Regions from separate parts of the Homo sapiens genome. Here all the other regions are linked to region 1. Evidence: chromatin contacts called from ENCODE Hi-C data. All regions are on one chromosome and are shown on one strand. The core of a region is the stretch at or near the end of the contact, and the rest is flanking DNA. Distances in the headings are between cores, read along the strand shown.

What was found. A loop is a pair of places that touch in the nucleus more often than their neighbours do. Pooled maps may share reads with other maps.
Region 2: a loop to region 1 is called in a pooled map, with 8 times the contacts of the local background. The contact joins the enhancer-like site here to the promoter of ZBTB2 in region 1. A Hi-C loop is called at or near these places in 10 of 50 pooled maps.
Region 3: a loop to region 1 is called in a pooled map, with 8 times the contacts of the local background. The contact joins the enhancer-like site here to the promoter of ZBTB2 in region 1. A Hi-C loop is called at or near these places in 1 of 168 maps with a recorded cell type or tissue (naive thymus-derived CD4-positive, alpha-beta T cell), 2 of 37 single-sample maps with no recorded cell type and 6 of 50 pooled maps.
Region 4: a map of natural killer cell shows a loop between it and region 1 (16-fold over the local background). The contact joins the promoter of TAB2 here to the promoter of ZBTB2 in region 1. A Hi-C loop is called at or near these places in 4 of 168 maps with a recorded cell type or tissue (Caco-2, naive thymus-derived CD4-positive, alpha-beta T cell and natural killer cell) and 13 of 50 pooled maps.

The regions. Positions count from the first base shown.
Region 1 is chr6:151,389,558-151,393,963 of GRCh38, reverse strand. ZBTB2 (zinc finger and BTB domain containing 2) reads left to right here and starts at 2,405. Exons shown (of 3, transcript NM_020861.3): 1 at 2,405-2,544. LOC124901232 (translation initiation factor IF-2-like) reads right to left here. Exons shown (of 3, transcript XM_047419613.1): 2 at 3,492-4,010; 3 at 1-3,259. The coding sequence ends at 2,360. RefSeq lists an enhancer at 1,520-2,392 and silencers at 2,374-2,433, 2,444-2,833, 2,914-3,843.
Region 2 is chr6:154,247,501-154,251,906 of GRCh38, reverse strand. The region is part of intron 3 of IPCEF1 (interaction protein for cytohesin exchange factors 1); the gene reads left to right. Among named protein-coding and RNA genes, the nearest start is that of IPCEF1, 110 kb to the left of the region's middle. Within about 2 kb of position 2,271, at least 5 of the 41 ENCODE cell types and tissues checked have a DNase peak (open chromatin) inside an H3K27ac peak, as active enhancers do.
Region 3 is chr6:149,052,658-149,057,063 of GRCh38, reverse strand. The region is part of intron 7 of UST (uronyl 2-sulfotransferase); the gene reads right to left. Among named protein-coding and RNA genes, the nearest start is that of UST-AS2, 22 kb to the right of the region's middle. RefSeq lists an enhancer at 2,530-2,649. Within about 2 kb of position 2,137, at least 4 of the 41 ENCODE cell types and tissues checked have a DNase peak (open chromatin) inside an H3K27ac peak, as active enhancers do.
Region 4 is chr6:149,315,541-149,319,946 of GRCh38, reverse strand. It overlaps TAB2 (TGF-beta activated kinase 1 (MAP3K7) binding protein 2), which reads right to left and starts at 2,235. Exons shown (of 7, transcript NM_001292034.3): 1 at 1,932-2,235. RefSeq lists enhancers at 903-1,012, 1,173-1,352 and silencers at 1,443-2,342, 2,433-2,972, 3,023-3,092.

The DNA.
Region 1 (4,406 bases), core at 1,156-3,655:
CTGGCCGATCTGCAACTCCTGGGCTCAAGCAATCCTTCCGAAAGTCCTGGGACTACAGGTGTGAGCCACCACGCTCAGCCTTTTTTTCCTTATTACTGTACTAGGGACATTTGTGGCTTTTCCACAATGAGACTTAGTAGAGAAATGACAGCTTCCCTTGGCCCTATCCTGAAATACACTAACTAGCTCTTCTCTGCCAGGGCTACCGTTTTCTCCCTAACCTTTGCAGATGTATGTATCCATATAAATGTTTCTATTTCAACAAACTGTAGAAAGTATACAGTCTGTACAGCTCCCCTTATAATGCTATTACCTGATGATCCTGACTACAAGTTGGAATTATCTGCATACTTGGCAAAATTCAAGTGTGGCTGCCTATGCCTCGAGAGAATGAGCAGCAAACCAGCCCAGTCCTAAATTCGAATAGCAGCTCTTAAAGAGAATAGGATGCTCTTGATAGGCTTTCTTTAGGACTGATATTCAATTTCTGGGCTTACCCCTGGGTTTATTTCTACAAGCCTATATAGAGTGTAACGCTAGAAAATATTCAGTGATGTTAAAAATAAGCATAGTTACTTTGACTCAAGACCAATTACTCTACACACACAGGCAAATTTCTGCCCAATGGTCTCAAGTTTAGCATTAGTTTTGCCCACTTTTTCTTTTATTCTTAAGTCAGTTTCACTCTTCACATGAGCACTCCACCAACACCATAAGGTTGAAAATTTTCAGAATGGAATTCCAAAAGAATTAAGAACCTACAGATCTCTAATTACAATTCTCTACAAAACAATCAACATCATTTTAGTTCCCTAGTAAGATGAGACAGACCTCAATACTCAAGCCAATCCAAGGAACCAGGCACCAGTCTGAAGGCCAACTTTGATATTCCAGTGACAGCGGTGCAGTAGAATACTTAGATCAGGGTCAGAATTTGGTTTTGGAGGCAGACATTTACCCACTAAAGTCATTTATCTAGCTGATCAAAAAACAGGAAAGTTCAAAGCGAGTATACACTGAATCTATTATCCATTTGAGAGCCACTGAAGCTACACAGCTGCTTATTTTGTCTTCAAAGAAGGAATTAGTCATCAGTACCTGCAGGTATAACTGGATTTCTAAATCAAACTCAGATTTTTAGGAGGGACACTTCTATGTATTAAATTGTCTTAAGATGGTAAGCTTGCCTTAAATGATTTGTAAACTATGTGCCAGGCATTGTGCTAGTGGTCAGACTGTGTAAACCAAAATGGGTTAGACATCACAACCAAGTTAGCATGCCTTGAAACCAGAGTATCCTAGAAACTGCTGCCTCCACTTCCTTAGGAATAAAGCCATATCCTTTCTAAATCTCAAAAAATCCTAGATGTGTAAAGAAATCATTAAATTCTAGTCCTCAAAGGACTGTATTTCCCCAAAAAAGACACGGATTCTAGAAAAATGGCAACAACCAAAAAGTAAACTTTAAAATGTTAAAAATGACCATCAGGAAATTCTAACTTCCCTGCCATGTTTCCGTGTTTCAGGATCTCCCCGTTAAAAGATTTTCCACACCTCTAAATCTAACAGAATAGCCAACTCTGGAATCCATACCTCAAAGACCAAAACCTAACAGGAGAATAAACTGTTCTCTTAACAAACATGCGTTGCAGACTTTCATTTTTGGGGGGGCCAAAACTTCAAAAACGAAAATCGTTGCTGAAATAACCATGAAATTCAACCCTAACAGAAACATCTTACGCCGCTCAACTCATCTGCAAGGTAAAGGAAGCACCTCTGCCTCTGTGCACGCTACAGGAATCTGTACTTCAGCATGACTTTCAGTTACCATTGGTGACACAAAGATACTGCTGGTTTACAGTATCTCCCCGGTTCTAAAGGCCACTCCATTTCAAGTCTTAAAGATTAAAACAAACACGAAAAGTCAAGGGACAAGGGTAAAGGCCAAGAGATCTCAAGCAGAAGCCGGCAGAAGGATACGAGCAGTGGCTCTCCATCTCTACCCCGAGCATCTCAAGGACTTGTGCTACCTAAACACTTTATGTAAACAAGGGGCTTGTGACTCAGGCCTCCAGCCCCAATAGGTGGAGAGAAGTTTCCTCGCCTCGGCTGCACATGGTCTGCAGAAGTTTGGCTGGAGCAGAGCGCGGAGCCTGGGTGGGAGCGGCAGTGGAGTGCTGCAGGCGGCGGCGGCGGCGGCAGAGCAGCAGGAGGCGGAGGCGGGCGGGGGGAGGGGAGCGGCTGGGGGGGGGGCGGAGGGGGCTCTTGCCGCCACTGCTCTCTCGCCGCCTCTCCCCCCCGGCGGGAGCCGCTCGCAGCCTCTTTGCACTAGTCTCTCCGCTCTCTCGGTCATGTGACCTTAACGTAACCGGACAGGAAAAGCCCCGCCGCCGCCGCCGCCGCCGCGCCGGAGACACCGACCGCGGCGGCAGCAGCAGCAGCAGCAGCGAGAGGCAGAGGCGGCGGCGGCGGGGAGGACAGCACGGCCGAGGCTGCCCAGAGGCGCCTCCTCCACACCCCCCGCCGCAGCAGCACCGGCGACAGGTAAGCGCGCACCGCCTCCGCCTCCCGGGGCCGGTGCCCACGTGCCACCCCCAGCCCAGGGTCCGGGAAGGCGGTGGGGGGGCGGGGGCCACCGGAGCTCGCAAACGGTTCCGGCAGAGGCGGTGGCAACAAAGACGACGAATGACCCTCGTACCAGGGCTACGGGTGCAGGCAGGCGGAAGGCCCGGGCCACTCGGGGACCCGGTTCTGGGAAGCGAGGGCAGGGGCGCCTCGCGGGGGCGGCGGCGGCTGCGCCTGGCGCCGGGGCTCTGGCCGCTTGACAAAACCATCCCCCGGAGCCAGGCGGCGGCGAGTCGGCGGCGCCTCCATCCGGGGTTTTGTGGGAGGGGGAGGGGACGGAAGCCGAGAGGGCGGGCGGCGGATCGGAGGGAGGGTGGGAGGGAGGAAGGGGAGGGGGGCGATTCGCGTTCGGTTCCCCGTGGCCGGTCCCTCCCTTCCCGCCGCCACCGCGAAGTGCGCCCTGGGCGGCGGCGGCCGGTGAGCGTCCCGCGCTGGAGCCCTCAGAGGCGGGCCCGTCAGGTGCGTAATCCTTCCGACGCCTCGCCGCCGCCTCCTGCTGCTGCCGCCGCTGCTGCTTCGGCGGCAAGGCCGCGAGCTGCGGAAGTGGGTTTGGGGGAGGGGAGGGAGGAGGGAGGGGGAGGGGAGGGATCCGGTCCGACCGGAGCAGGCCCGGCCTCTCTGGCGCTTCTCCCAGCTGCAGCGGCTCCTACAGCTGCTGCCGCTACTGCTGCGGCTCCGCCTCCCGCTCGCGGGCGGGGGCGCGCACGCGCGCTTCCGGCCTCCTCGGGTCTCGCGCTGTCTCCGGCTCTCGCGCGCGCTCATCCCTCTCCCTCTCTCCCTGTCTGGGCCACCCCCGCCCCCGGCGCCGGGGCTGTTGCGCCGGCCGGGGCGTTGCGCACGGCGTAGGCGTCGGCATTGTGTTAAACTCCGCGGGACTTGGGGCGAGCGCGCGCGCGCACGCGGGACTGAGGGAAGCGGCGAGCGTGCAACGCGGCCGGAGTGCGTCGCCCCTCCCTCCCCCTCAGCCCCTCGGGGACGGGGACAGGGAGGGGGCGGGGCCGGCGAGACCGGAGGGGGCCAGAGGGCCCCGGCGCCGCGCCCCCGGCCCCGCCCCGGGGCGGGTGGGACGAGGTGGCTGTTGCGGCGCGCTCAGGCGGGCGGGGGACGCGTCGGCCTCTGTGGCGCCGCCCTTGTCGCCTGCTCGCTGAGGCTGCAGGCCGGGCCCCAGTCCCGGGTACGGAGCGTGTTGAGCCGGCGGCCTCCAGCTTCCGCCCGACGCGCCATCTGCGCCTGCGATACAGCCCGGTTTGGCCCCGAGCGCGCTGTGCTTTCGGCTGCTTAGCCTTGGGGCGTGGGACCCGCGCGGCCCTCACGCCCCAACCGGACTCCAAGGCGGGGAGGCTGCTTCCCGGGGCCGGCGTCGTTTTCTCGGTGTAGCGAAACCTCTAAACCCTTCTTGTTTAAACAAAGCCGCAAGAGAGAACTTTTTAGCCAGAAGCTGCAAAGGAAGCTGGGTTTTGCCGCTTTTAGCTGGTAGTAAAAGAGGCAATAAAGAAGCGAGGGTAGCAGAGCAGGCGAGTGCCTGGGCCGGGAGAAGCTGCAGCTACGCCTTTTACTGCAGGAACTTCCACCCGAATACGTGAACTCCTAATTATGCCTTGGGGATATAACCCGGCTCTCGCTCCCCGCCTCCCCCAGCTGCATTGTTCATTAGCTCTTTCATCATACAATGGGTCCACTGAGTTTGTGAGCCTTGATTCTATTCATTTTATCAGGGTATTGTTTTAGTAAAATAAAGCATAAAGAAGGTCAGAATTATCAGAACTCCAGGGGGTCTCTGG
Region 2 (4,406 bases), core at 1,022-3,521, 2.9 Mb before region 1:
CCCTGGAACTTTGCTCTTCCCCACTTTCTACATTGTCTTCCTCCTTCTTCCGTCTTCTCTTGCACCCTTCCTGCAGCTCCTTATCTCCTCTCCCTTCCTTCCTCCCCTTCTTCCCAGTCCTCCTTTCATTTCTTCTTTTCCTCTTCTAGGTGGAAAGTGCCGTGGTATCCATCTTCGCCACAATCTCTAGTCCTTGCTTCCCTGCCCTACTTCTTAACAAAACAGCAACAATGCAAACAAATATCCTAACAGTTTACTATGCAGAGTTTTATTCTTGAAATACCTATTTTCACTTTACCATTTACTTTGGTGACTTTGGGCAAAATTCTGAAGCTCCGTTTGCTTTAATTTCCACTTCTGTAAAGTGGATATAATAATAGCACCTGAGCCAGAAAGGTGGCTATGAGAGTTCAATGCTAGTAATCTTGAAAAGACTCAGAGCAGCGCCTGGCACATGCGAGCATGATATGATTATTAAGCTTTATTCATATGTTTTAGCTGTCATTGTGGTTTTTTAAAATAAGAGATGGGATCTTGTTATGTTGTCCAGGCCAGTTTTGAGCTCCTGGGCTCAAGACATCCTCCCACCCCGGCCTCCCAAATCACTGACATAGGCGTGAGTCATCACATCCAACCTCTGTCATTGTTTTTATTACTGCTTCTGTTATTATTGTTAGAATGTCTATTGTCTTTCTTCATTATCCACTACTATGACAGATTATTTCAATTAATGTATTAAGTATTATTTAAGGTGGTTAGTCTTCTGAAAAAATTAAGCAAGCTTTTCATGTTTTCACAGGTAAATGTCTATTAATTGGATGCTTTAGAATCTCCTTTAAAAAGTTGAGTCTATTTTTCTGGGAAGGATAAAAAACGTTTGTGGAGATGTCAGGGGTTTCTGGAAGAACATCCCTAACAGCTCTATCAGTGCTGTGCCGATCTGGTATGGCTCTAAAATAGTCAGGAATTTCTGTGGCTTGGTTGTTAAAATATTGGTAATTTGAAACTGTCAATGATGTGAGGGTTTCTACCACAGAAATTGACAAAAGCCACCAGTTAGGGCTCCTGCAACCAGAGAGCCCATTTTACCAGCATATCACTGTATAGTTTTTGCTAAAGATTAGGATCACTATGAAGTCTGATGTAATGACAGAGCATCTTACTGTGAATTTTAATACATCTTGGGGTAAATTTTGCCTGCAAGGTTTAACAACTACTATATGGATTATAAGTCAATATAACAGTTACCCGTAACCTGGGCGTTAGCCCCAACATTCAATATCAAAGGAGTTTCCTTTGTATATTTTCTACTGGGTCTTTTGTATATTTCCATGTGTTTTTGAGTGATTCGTGGCCAAATGAAGTTTTTGAACCATCTTTTAAAAAGTTAAAGAAAAATACACTTCTTCAATGAAAAAGAAATACATATTTTCAAAGAAAAATTTCCCCTCAACTTTAGAAGTAAGTTAGGGCAAAATCAGATTTTTAGAATAATTTTTTAGTTTTACCTATAACATTCAAACTGGAAGAAAATAGAATGAGAAAATATCTTACTAGGCTCTGAATATTTATGATGATAGCAAGTTATAATTTCCCCTATTGAAAAACCATCTCATAAAATGCTCAACTGGTTGCTTGCTTTTTTTTTTTTTTTACTTACCTAGCGAAAAACCACATGCAAGATCATTTTGAAACGGACTAGTTCACGGGTTCCACTTCCTGTTGTGAGGAGTAAAATCTATCTTAGATGCAATAAAGTTCTCAAAGATTGTTTTCACTGTCTCATATAAACCAATTTAGGTTTCAAATTCATGTATGTTAGGTGAAACTGAAACTCCCTGAATTTGTTATTTCTATAATATGCAGTCTGTTTCTGGTCAGGGAAAACAGTTTTAACAGTTAATAATTTGCTTTAAGAGAATTATTGTCAGAACAGGGTTGACTCAATGACTCAATAACTAAGCTCCCTCCCCCACTTAAAAACAAACAAAAAAAAAGCCTTTCTTTGAGTTGGGTGCCTGTTCTGCTTGAGGTATTGTTCTCATCCCATCCTAGGCATAAGAACGTGGTGTAGACCAAGGGTTGGTCTTGGGCAGAATTGAGACAAAGCTCACATTTTGGGGCTTTCCCTGGAAGTAGCCCTAAGGTGGAGCCGGAGGGCTCCAGTCCCACTGGGTGCTCACAAGGAATGGGTGGAGGATACTCACTGGTACCCAGCTGGGAGCGATGGAAGGAGCATCACTTCCTCTCTGCCTTGGCTGATCCCATCGCTGCCCTCCAGGGACTTTCCTCTCATTTGTTCATCTGAAGGCTGCTCTTCTTGTTTGAACTAATGTAATTTCATCTTGTTCATTGGAGGCCTGAGCACTCTAGGAATGACTGTTAACAACGCCCTTTTCTCCCTATTCCCCTGGTTCTTGGTTTGTCTCAAGTGCTTGCTAGGGACTCCTGGACCCCAGATTTCCCAAATCTTACCCAGCATCTACATTCACGAATTCTCTTCTTTGTCTTTAGTCCTGGCTCTCAGCTAAAATTTAGCCACTCAAATAATATACATATTTGGGCAAAAATATTTTGCCAATAGGTACTAGTTGGGTTTTACTGATCTCAGAGAATTGGCATATCAAAAAAAGGTCCCAGGAGATGATTTGAGGGAATGATAGGAACTTTAGAACACAAGACAGGTCAGTGTGGGAGATATTTGTGAAGTGAGGCTGAGACTAGGTCCTTTTCATGATAACTTGCCTGGATTTTAGTAACATGCCATGATTATAACATGTCTATCTTTGCTTAAAATTTAAGGTAATTACTGCCATCTTTATGGATGATTAATTTTGGGGGGGATAAATTTTACTCTAACATTGGTCAGATGAAATGTCAGTGCAATATTTCTTGGGATCTATATTTCCCAGGAAATATAATTTAAACACTTTAGCTTCGTTGTAATTGCTGAAGGATACATAAATCATACTTATAAAAATTATGATTTTTTTCTGTTTATTAGATATAAAGTATTTGTTTATCTCAACGATATAATATTATATTACACATACTCATATAAAGGGATGTTGTTTAGTTCTCAGAGGATTTTCACAAATAAATCTTGTAAAATCTTTATAAGACCTATAGGATTAGAATTATTATCAATATCTTCATTTTATAAATGAAGAAGCAGATTCAGAGAGTGCTATTTTCTTGGGCACCACAGCTACTAATTATAATAGCCAGGAATTGGTTCCAGGCCTCTGGATTTAAAGACCTTCTCCTCTTTTCACTATGTCATATCCCTTCTTCAAACATACAGTAGAACCATATACAATAGCTATCAGATCAATAGTTAGATATGTAGACTATAAGCCAGGAACCTCTAGAAAACATTATAAAATGCTGTACTAAGATTACATACCAAATTTTGGAACTGCTTTTCATTTTCACACGTTTTTTCCCCTGAGTTCTCTACCTGTTAACGGAAAAGGTTGTCTTTCAAATTTAAATCAGTTCAGCTTAGATATTTGTAAAGAAAAAACAAATAGAACTTCTTTAAGCAAAATTTTTTTTCTCTCTCTCTACACACACACACACACACACACACACACACACGTATTTTAAAGCACTTAAAAATATTTTTTATTTTTGCTGATAGTCTGATTGTATGTTTGTTTAAAATGTATTGTGGAAAAAATGTATATTTCATATATGTTGTCTTATGTCTGATTTGAAGAGCTAGTACAGAATAGTAGGTGGTAACTAATTTATCTTCCATAAAACGTGAGAAATATTCAGAGATATTTAAAGACAGAATAACAAACTTTAATTTGTCTGTAAATAAGAATTTCCTGATAAGGAGGGTTGATTGCTACTGAACTCTCACTGAAAGAGGTTGTGGAATTTCATTTTCTGGGATATTTAATTCATGTGGTTTAGGTCTAACCCTACGTGGTAGCAGGACTATGAGCTGAATAGTCAAGTGACTCTAATATTTTGAGATTGTAACAATTATCTTCCAGGTTTATCTGAATAATCATTGTTATTTAGAAATTGCAAAAGAAGCAGATATATTTTTCCTTCTCTCACAAAAACACAAAAGGGGAAATATTTTTTGATTTTTAAAACTTCCGTGAACACTGTGCTATCATAACTAAAGTAGTAGTGAGAGCGGCTTGTGGGTGGGAACAGGAAACATCAGTGATAAATGCTCTGTGACTTTTTTTTTTTTTCAGGTTCAGCTCAATGTATATTGATTCTAATTAGCACATTTTGTGCCTCAGCTAGTAGCTCCCCGTTAAGCTCTGCCTGGAGAGTTTTTTTTTAGATTCCATCCTGCTCATAAACACTGCCACCTCCTCCCTCCTTCTCTCTTTACAAATGTTACAACACAATCAGAAATTTCCTCTTTTCTTTCCTTC
Region 3 (4,406 bases), core at 888-3,387, 2.3 Mb after region 1:
ATTAGTCACAATCATCAGCCTCAGTGAGTGAACCAATGGTGAGTCTCAAGAGCCAACAACCTGGATGTTCTCTCTGGAATGTTAAACATGGGGAAATTTTGATAAACCCTTGAAGGGCTGTGAATGAAGCAGCTGTTCATGGAGGCCGAACATGTAGATAAGTGAGATATTTAACCTTCTGTCCAGGCATTAAGAAGTTAGGTTAATAGGAGGTGCTACTCAAAATAACCATTCCCAAGTCAGGAAAGTGTGAAATGAAGTTCCAAGGATGCTGTCAATTCTACTGGGAGAGTTTGCAATGTTACTTTAAAATTAAATGTACTTTATCTGGGCAACCTGTAGCCCACTGGTAGTACTCAGTCTTAGGGGAATGCAAATTAACAGCCCTACCTCTTCCTTCTCTCCCTGTTAAAAATCAGATTTGCAACTGCACACTAAATAAGACAGTGTGAATATCTAAAAACATCCAAATTGCTTTAACCAGGCAAAACTCTAAGAAAAAATGAGATGAAACTGCAACCTTCCCATTTGTATAGGAGGCCCATTTGTTTTGCTTAAGGAAAGTTTGAAATTGATAAGCTAATGTCAGTAGACACCAGGACCATGTGAGGGAAAAATCCCTGGGTATCATGGCTATGACTTTGAAAAGCAGGGGTAGGCCGGGTGCGGTGGCTTAGGCCTGTAATCCCAGCACTTTGAGAGGCCAAGGTGGTGGATCACTTGAGGTCAGGAATTTGAGACCAGCTTGGCCAACATGGCAAAACCTCGTGTCCACTAAAAATGCAAAAATTAGCTGGGCATGGTGGTGCATGCCTGTAATCCCAGCCACTCAGGAGGCTGAGAGTCGCTTGAACCCGGGAGGCAGAGGTTGCAGTGAGCTAACGCCACCGCACTGCAGCGACATAGCGAGACCCCATTTCAAAAAAAAAAAAAAAAAAAAAAAAAAGAAAAGAAAAGAAAAGCAGAGTAACAGAGTTAAATGTTTGATATGGATACTGATATACTATAAAAATGTTATAGACATATTAAAACTTGCAAATGCAGCCTGGGAAAAAAATTAAAACATTTTAATTTTTCTGACATGAGAGAAGAAACAGAGAAGAGCACTGACATGCATTAGGTTTTAGGTCAACAACAGGCTATAAATGAAGGTAGTTGCGATGACTTCTTGAGCTGAACTTTCATGGCCAATGGCTGTGAGAAACTGCAGAAGCTTCTGATGTCAGATGGAAGAGAAGGGACTGATTGTCAGGTTAGACTTTTGATGCAGCACAAGCATGAAATTGTGGTGCAATGCACTGACCATTAACCACCAGCCTTCCCCTTTGATAAGACATGGGTGGGAGTGATAAAGGGGAAATGAAAAAGAAACAATCAGCCAATGCTAGAAAGGCCATTATGTGAATTAGAAGCAGGTAAGAAAGAGGTGCTAGTGTTACTAAGAAACGTGCTCAAAGGTATCATTAGGTTCCGTTAGGATTGGTTCACTTTGGAAACTGCATTAGAGACAGGTGGGGGAGGGGACAGGAGAAACGGGTAACTTGAATGACATTCAAAGCATTCTTAAAAAGTGTGTTCAATGAATGGAAAATCAAAGATGTTTGAAAGAGAAAAGTCAACAAATGGAAAAGCTGTAACCCATTCCATTTTAGTTTAGTTTTATTGGGGCATGAAATGAAATTTCATAATGTTCTAAAAACAACAACTTAACTGCATAAAACTGAATAAGTGAACCGGCATTAAATCCATACTGTATTTTTTAAAATCTCATTTTGATATAATAATAGTAACTGGTTAGTTAGGTCATAGTCCTCTTCCTCAAGTCACGCACAGTTAAAGAAATATTTCTAAAAATTTCTAATTGCTCCTACATTCTAGCAAAACCATACATCGACTTGCTGGTTGATTTATGACTTTCTAGTAACCTTTACTCTCAAATGGCTTCTACCAAATGATTTATTTACTTGGTCTATGCTGAGGTAACCTCCTGGCTGGGCTGACTGCCGTCCTTTCAGCTCGAAGTGTAAAGGATTGAGTCCCCTCACTAAGACATTTCTTGAGTTTCTGTGAGAGCTGTGGGTTCTCATGCGATAAACCATGAGTCTTAGGTTCAATTTTGAAATGTCTCTCTTTCAGATTGCTTGAGCCGGGGAGGTCTAGGCTGCAGTGAGCTGTGACTGCACCACTGTACTCCAGTCTGGGCAACAGAGTGAGACCTTGTCCAAAACAAACAATAAACAAACACCCAGAACAAATAAAAAATGTCTCTCCTTCCTCGTCATTTCTCTTTGGAGAAAAAAGAAAATCTTTGACAATTTCTGACCCACTGAACAATGTAAAGTGGCAAAGTTTCACACTTTTGCCAAAGGCTTCTAATTTCAAGCCTTTTTCTGGTCCACGGTGGTGCTTCACCTCACTCTTGTCTTTCCTGCCCAGTTTCCTCTCTTAGATTACAAACTTAATCTACTAAATGCCTGCCCCCCGACAATAGCAGAGTTTTATAAGATCTGTATAAAGTCATTAGTTTTCCCATTAAGCATCGGTGTCCCCCAACTCCAGCCTGTAAGATGCACACAGTATCTGGAACCACAGAAGATTGCTAAGACAATGTTAGGTGTCTGACACCTTTTAGCTATAAGTGCAAGATGATGTGGTTGAACATCAAAGGCTGTGGAACATGCAACCAGGAATCAGCATATCCTCATTGAAAACTTTTACACCATTTCTACCAAAAAAGATTAAATTCTAATTGAATGCTACTTACTCATCACTTCTTGAGTTTTACATGTGACAATAAAATGAAGGCCTACTGGTTACTGGTTGGCTAGAAGGGAAAGCAAGTGAAAGCTCTTTGGCTCTTCTTTGGGTAGATTTAATTCTACCGCACCCCCCTCCCTTTCTGAACATTTACAAAACCCTCAAGTACTTTTCTTTCCCTCCTTCTCCATTTTTTTCCCACGAGGTCCAAAGTCCCAGGGAGGGAGCTGCTGGGCATGGGGGGATGGGGTGAGAATAGGGTAGGGAACCACAGCTGCTCTCAAATTGTGCTGGTGTCTTGGACAGGGGTGACAGATGGTGGCAGGAGAGCCATTATTCCCACCCTGCCAAGCTCATGACAGCCATTTCACAGAGGTCACGGCCAGGCTCCACCTGACAATACTTGTGCCAATGTTTCTAAGCTTCTGTGACCAACTGTCCAAAAAGGCACTAGATATGAGCCCCAATTCTTGTACTTTTTAGCTGAGAGAATGCTTTGAAGGCTTTTCAACCATCAGGCTTCTGTGCATTCCCTGAGGTATTTAGACCCGGTGCTTCGATAAATTAGTGGTTGCAACTGAGCACATAATTCCTTATATCCACTTAGAATGTTTATGAGATAATTAGTTCTCAATTTCATACAGCACCATCGGTTCACCTCCTGATCAGACAGATACATGAGTGGCTATTTTTTTGGAAGTATGGCAAACATAGTTGAAGTCAGTTGACATTAGGTTATACCTCATAGAGCATATAGTAAATAAGTCATATCCATAATTGTCATAGAAAAAACACACAACACATAAGTTTGGGTTTATAGCCACAAAGAGGAACATAGAAGACAGGGAAAAATATGACCCTGAACATGAGCATGGAATGTTTTCAAACTTATTGATATTCACAGTCTTTATTCATAGCATCTTGATGGGATTCATGAGTAACAAAGGGCTTTGTGGAAATATCTGAAGGCCAATAATTCTTTTTAACAGACTAACAAGACCAAATTACTATTAAATTGATTTCAGTAGTTGGTAACCGTACTTATTTCTGGTAGACTACATATTTCAATAAACAACTTTAAAAACAAATGTCACTGAATGTCAATTCACTATAAATTTAACAGTGAATATGTCATAAAATATTTTTATATCTAAACAACTAAAATAATAATAGGACCCTAAAAAGACTTTTAAAAAGTGTTCATTAATCAAGTTTTGTTCTATATGATAAATGATGTACTCTAAGAATTTCTAAAACTCCAATAGATACTTGCTGTAACTAAACTGGAAAGGGTTCCCATTTTTGCTTTGCTATTTTAGAAAAATAAGGAGTATTCCTTGGATTGTTTGCTTTCTTAAATTCCACTCTCCGATTCATTAAAACCCTTATGAAAACCAAAGTTGCTGACATGACTGAAACAAATGGCTTTACTGTTAACCAGATTGAGTCTTTGCAAGCACTTTATTAAAGCGATTTTAGTAATTCCAACTAGTAAAGTCTTCCCCCACCAACAAAAAAATAAAACAAAGTAACACATTTAGAATATCAATGAACATCACCTCAACAGAACCACTAAGCTTTCCAGAAACACTGTGTTCTTGAGAATTCAGCAGAATAACATTTCATAGAATCCTACTTTTCTAGCTACC
Region 4 (4,406 bases), core at 986-3,485, 2.1 Mb after region 1:
TTTTCAAAAAACATGTATTTGATGAGGTTCTGACCATTTTATCCACTTCTTAATGAGTCACTAAAGCACACGTTCTACTATGAAATAGTTAACTAAAGGGGGTTCAATAGTAGCATTTCATCAGTGTCCTTAAGAGAATACTTTTAAACTCAGGAAAAGTAACTCGATGCACACAAAAGAAAAAAGAAATAATGGAGTATATTCAGGGGATAACTTATTCATCTATAATTGACGTATTCAACTTTCAGTTTGATTCTTGAAAGATTTAAAACTTAAGCACCCTCTATTAGAAACTGATTAGACCTATGGGGGAAAAACCCAAACAGAAGTTCTGAATCACTGGAATTTTTGTTCTATTTCCTGTTAACACATTGATAGTACATCATATTCGTTCCATACATGTTTTTTTAAAGCAGCAGAATCCTTAAACTAACTGTACCCTAATTTAGCCTATAGCTCATGTATCTAACAATTCTTCCCATTGTTTCTAATTAAAATGCTCAGCCAAAGCCTACAACAAAAGAAAAGCAAGTCTTCCTTTATTACAAACTGCCATGGTTTCAAAATTTACAGTTTCAAACCGTCAAAAGTTTAAAATCGTGATTTCATTGTTACAAAGAATGTAAAGATATTTTTTAAAAGGTGTCAATACTCTGCTACTGTATGAACAGTGTAGTAAGCAGAAGTGAAAAAACTGAAAGCAAATATTCTATTCCATGCCCACTAAAATTCCCGGCCAAATCTGGAATTGCATAATGATCATCATAACCTTTAGAGTATGCTAAAGCGGAAACGAAATTCCTTTTCTAAAATGTGAATCAATCTGACCCCAAAATTAGACACTTTACAAACTTACCTAAAACAGACAAAATGGATGCAAAATTATATTGCCGTACAGTTGCTCTGAATACGATCTTAGCGTTCAAGAACTTTCCAATGAATAAGGGTACTCAACAGCCTGCACTGGGGGCCTAAATTTCGTGAACTACGGAGAAACCCCTGTGAGGCTGCAAATTCCCTCCGCTCTCCTGGAAAACCCTCTTATCAGAAACATTTGAAGAATTTATCCACAACAATTAAGCTGACTTGAAGAATGGAAACCTAACATCTCAAATATACTATATATGGAATGAAACATGGCCAAACACATAAATACAAACTCACACGGTCTCTGACACTTTGGTGTACGACTGTGCCTGAACATCTCACAGCATCAGCAACAGAAAGATCCACCTGTCACCTGTTCAGCACCGCCAAGAGACCCTTGCAGCCTCCCTGACTCAACCACAATCGTAGGGTTTGAGGTTGATGGGACCGAAAACCAGAAACATCCAGTGAAATTTAAGGGGCCACATATTCATAGTAGGGCTTGCCCCCCACTTCAAAGACGGCTGCAGAAAACCAAGATCCGCAAAGGAACGATGTTCTCCCTCCCGCCCGACCCCCACATAACTGCCCCGTGTCTGTCCCCAAAACCCCCGCCCCTGAGTCATCTTTAACTAGACCTCGGCTCCCCAAAAGGAGATTTTTCCTCCCCCGCCCCCACCTCACACATGCCTGGGGGCGGGTCAGGGGCGCCGACGCAGGGAGGGGCCCTCCCGAGCCCCTTGCGCCCTCCCCCACCCGGGGCTCTCCTAGGCGCTCGATTCCAATGAAGCTCCCCCTCCCCCCCCGCACGGACGCCCCGGAGCCCAGGCCCGGCCCGATGCTCCCCACCCCCACCGGACTGGGGGACTCGGGGGGCCTCCCTCTCCGCCACGCCACTGGGGGAAGGAAAGAGGCGGAGGGAGGAAGAGTGCAAGTTAGAAGCGAACGCCCCGCACGGGCCTCGCGAGGCGGCAGAGCCCCTTCCAGACGGAGGGGGGTGCGGGGCGATGAGGGGAGAGCCAGGTTGGGGATCCCGCCGAGGCCCGGCAGCGCTGTCCGCTTACCCTTTGCCGCCGCCGCTTCCCCCTCCTCCTCCTCGGCCGCCGCCGCCGCCGCCTCTCCCACTAGGGCAGCCGTCTCCACCGTCGCCTCCGCCACCACGGCCGCCGCCAGCGCCGCCGCCGCCTCCGGTTCCACCCGGCAGGGGGGACACCTCAGCCCTCCCTCCCTCCCCGCTCAGCCCCCTCCGCTCGCCCGCCGCCGCCAACTCCCTCCGGCCGCCGCCGCCGCCACCGCTCCTGGCTGAGGGGGAGGGGAGGGGGTCGGGCTGGGTCGCCCCGCCGGCGGCTGCAGCAGATCAAAAACGACGGCTGGGCGGCGTCGCCGCTCCCCAATCCTCAGCTCCGGCTCGCTCGGCCTCCCCACCTCCCTCTGCCCCCACCCCCCTCGCGCTCGCCTGCCCTCCCCCCACCCCCCCAGCTCTCGCTCGCTCTCGCCGCGGCTCCGCCAGCCCAGTCCAAATCAAAATACTGTCACACAATATGGCGGCGCGGCGGCCGGCAAACACCGCGAGATCTGCAGCCGCGGCTGAGGCGGCGGCTGTGACGAGGCCTCCCCTAGCCGAACGGCGGGGGAGCAGCAGGCGGCGGCGGCGGCGGCGGCTGCGGCTGCGGCCCGGGGATGCTCTTCCTCCGACCTGTACCCCTCCCCCGACACTCGCAGTCTCTACGCCTGTCTTGCTAGGGCTGGAGGGAGGACGCGGGCCGCCGCTGGGGCCGTGCGAGGGGGGTGCCGGTGCGGGCAGCCCGGGGAGGGCTGGGACCCCCTTTCTCCGCCTGGGCCCCCCATCCTTGGGGGTAGGTTGCGGGTTCCACCTCCCGCCACGGGGGCCGCTAGCAGTTTGGGCTGAGGGAAGAAAGGAACTGAGCTCGCGTCCCAGCTGCACCTAGCGGAGGGGCTGGCCGGGTCCGGAAGTGGGTGGCGGGACTTGCCGGGCGGCCGGCGGCGCCGCGCGGGTGGGGTCCGGGGGCCCGGCCGGACCCCGGGGCGCTGCGGCGGCCGAGAGGAGCAGGTGGGCCCGCGGCGGAGGCTGGCGCCGGGTCGCTGCGGTCCGGGACACACCCCCTTGGAGCCGGATCGCACCGCCGGCTAACGGGAGGGACCCGTGCAGAATCGTCCCTAGGGTGTGCGGGAGACGTCTTGGGAGCCTCACAACTGGCAACTTCGAGACTTGGAAAAAGTGTCGGCTTCTGACTTTTCTTGAGCAGTTGAGGGGGAAAAAAGAAATCTAAATGCTGCGAGGGTTTCGTTGTTTCGATTTTATTTTAATTGCACGTTCCTAGAAGTCCTAGAAGCAGAGCCAAAGACTAGCTTTGCGGGAAGAGGGGGGGCCTTCAAGTTTCTACCTCCTTAAATAAATATTTGTTTAGTGTCCCCCTAGGGAAAAAAAAAGCGTGTTTAATACTCAGACGTTTCTCACAATGTGAAATATTTATTTAAAAATTCTAGCGCTTCCATGGTGTCCAAAACACTAGGGCATTTTTCTGCCCCTGTCCAAAATGTCCATATCCCTGGCAGTTTCTTCCTTGAAACAATTCTTACTCCAGAGAAAAATCCTAAAGGACCATTTTTATACTTTTATTTCCAGTGTGAGCACTGTAGCTACAGTGAGAATTTTTTTTAAACCATCTTTTAAATAGTAGAGCCTTCCTCACAGTTAAAAGTTCTTTCTCCCCACTTCCTTTTTCCTCATTCATCCTTTGAAAATACCTGAAGTCTGGGCTATAGCACCAATTCAAATACTTTGCCACTTCAAAAGCTGAAAGTACTTATGATTTACAATATCGGAATTTAATTATTCTCCATTGGTGATACCATTAAGAGAAGCAAAAGTAAAATTAGGATTTACAAAATTGGGAAGATTCTAGTTTTACTGGCGAGAAGAAATCATTAACTTTAACGCTTTACAGCAGTTCTCTGAGGAATTATTTCCATACTCAATGATAAAATAATTGATTAAATAATTTTAGATAAACTGAATCCATTAAGTAAATTTCACTTGTCTTTGAAACCATTATAAAGTACAGAGGCAACAATTGCTTTTGAAATGGTAGGATGATGTATTTTATGCAAATTTTTAAAAAAATTTATGGAATGTACATGTACGTATTTTAATAGAAATATAATGCTTTATAGATTATAGGTTTGAGCAGGTCAAGTCTAAAAACCAGTGGGGGGCAAAGAAGGTACATATAACAAATACATCCTTGCACCAGCAGTGCACTTAGAGCTATGTAGTCATGAGGAAGCATCAGACAAACCCAAGTAGAGGAAAATAAAATATAAAATAACTAGCCTGTATTTTTAAATCATGACCAATGTCATAAAAGACAAAGACTGCAGACTAGAAAAAACTAAAGACATGGTAACGAAATGCAATATGTGACCCTGAACTGGATCCTTTACTGGAGGAGAAAAATGTCATATAGGACATTATTGGGATAATTGGCGAAATTGGAATATGGGCTGTAGATTAAAGA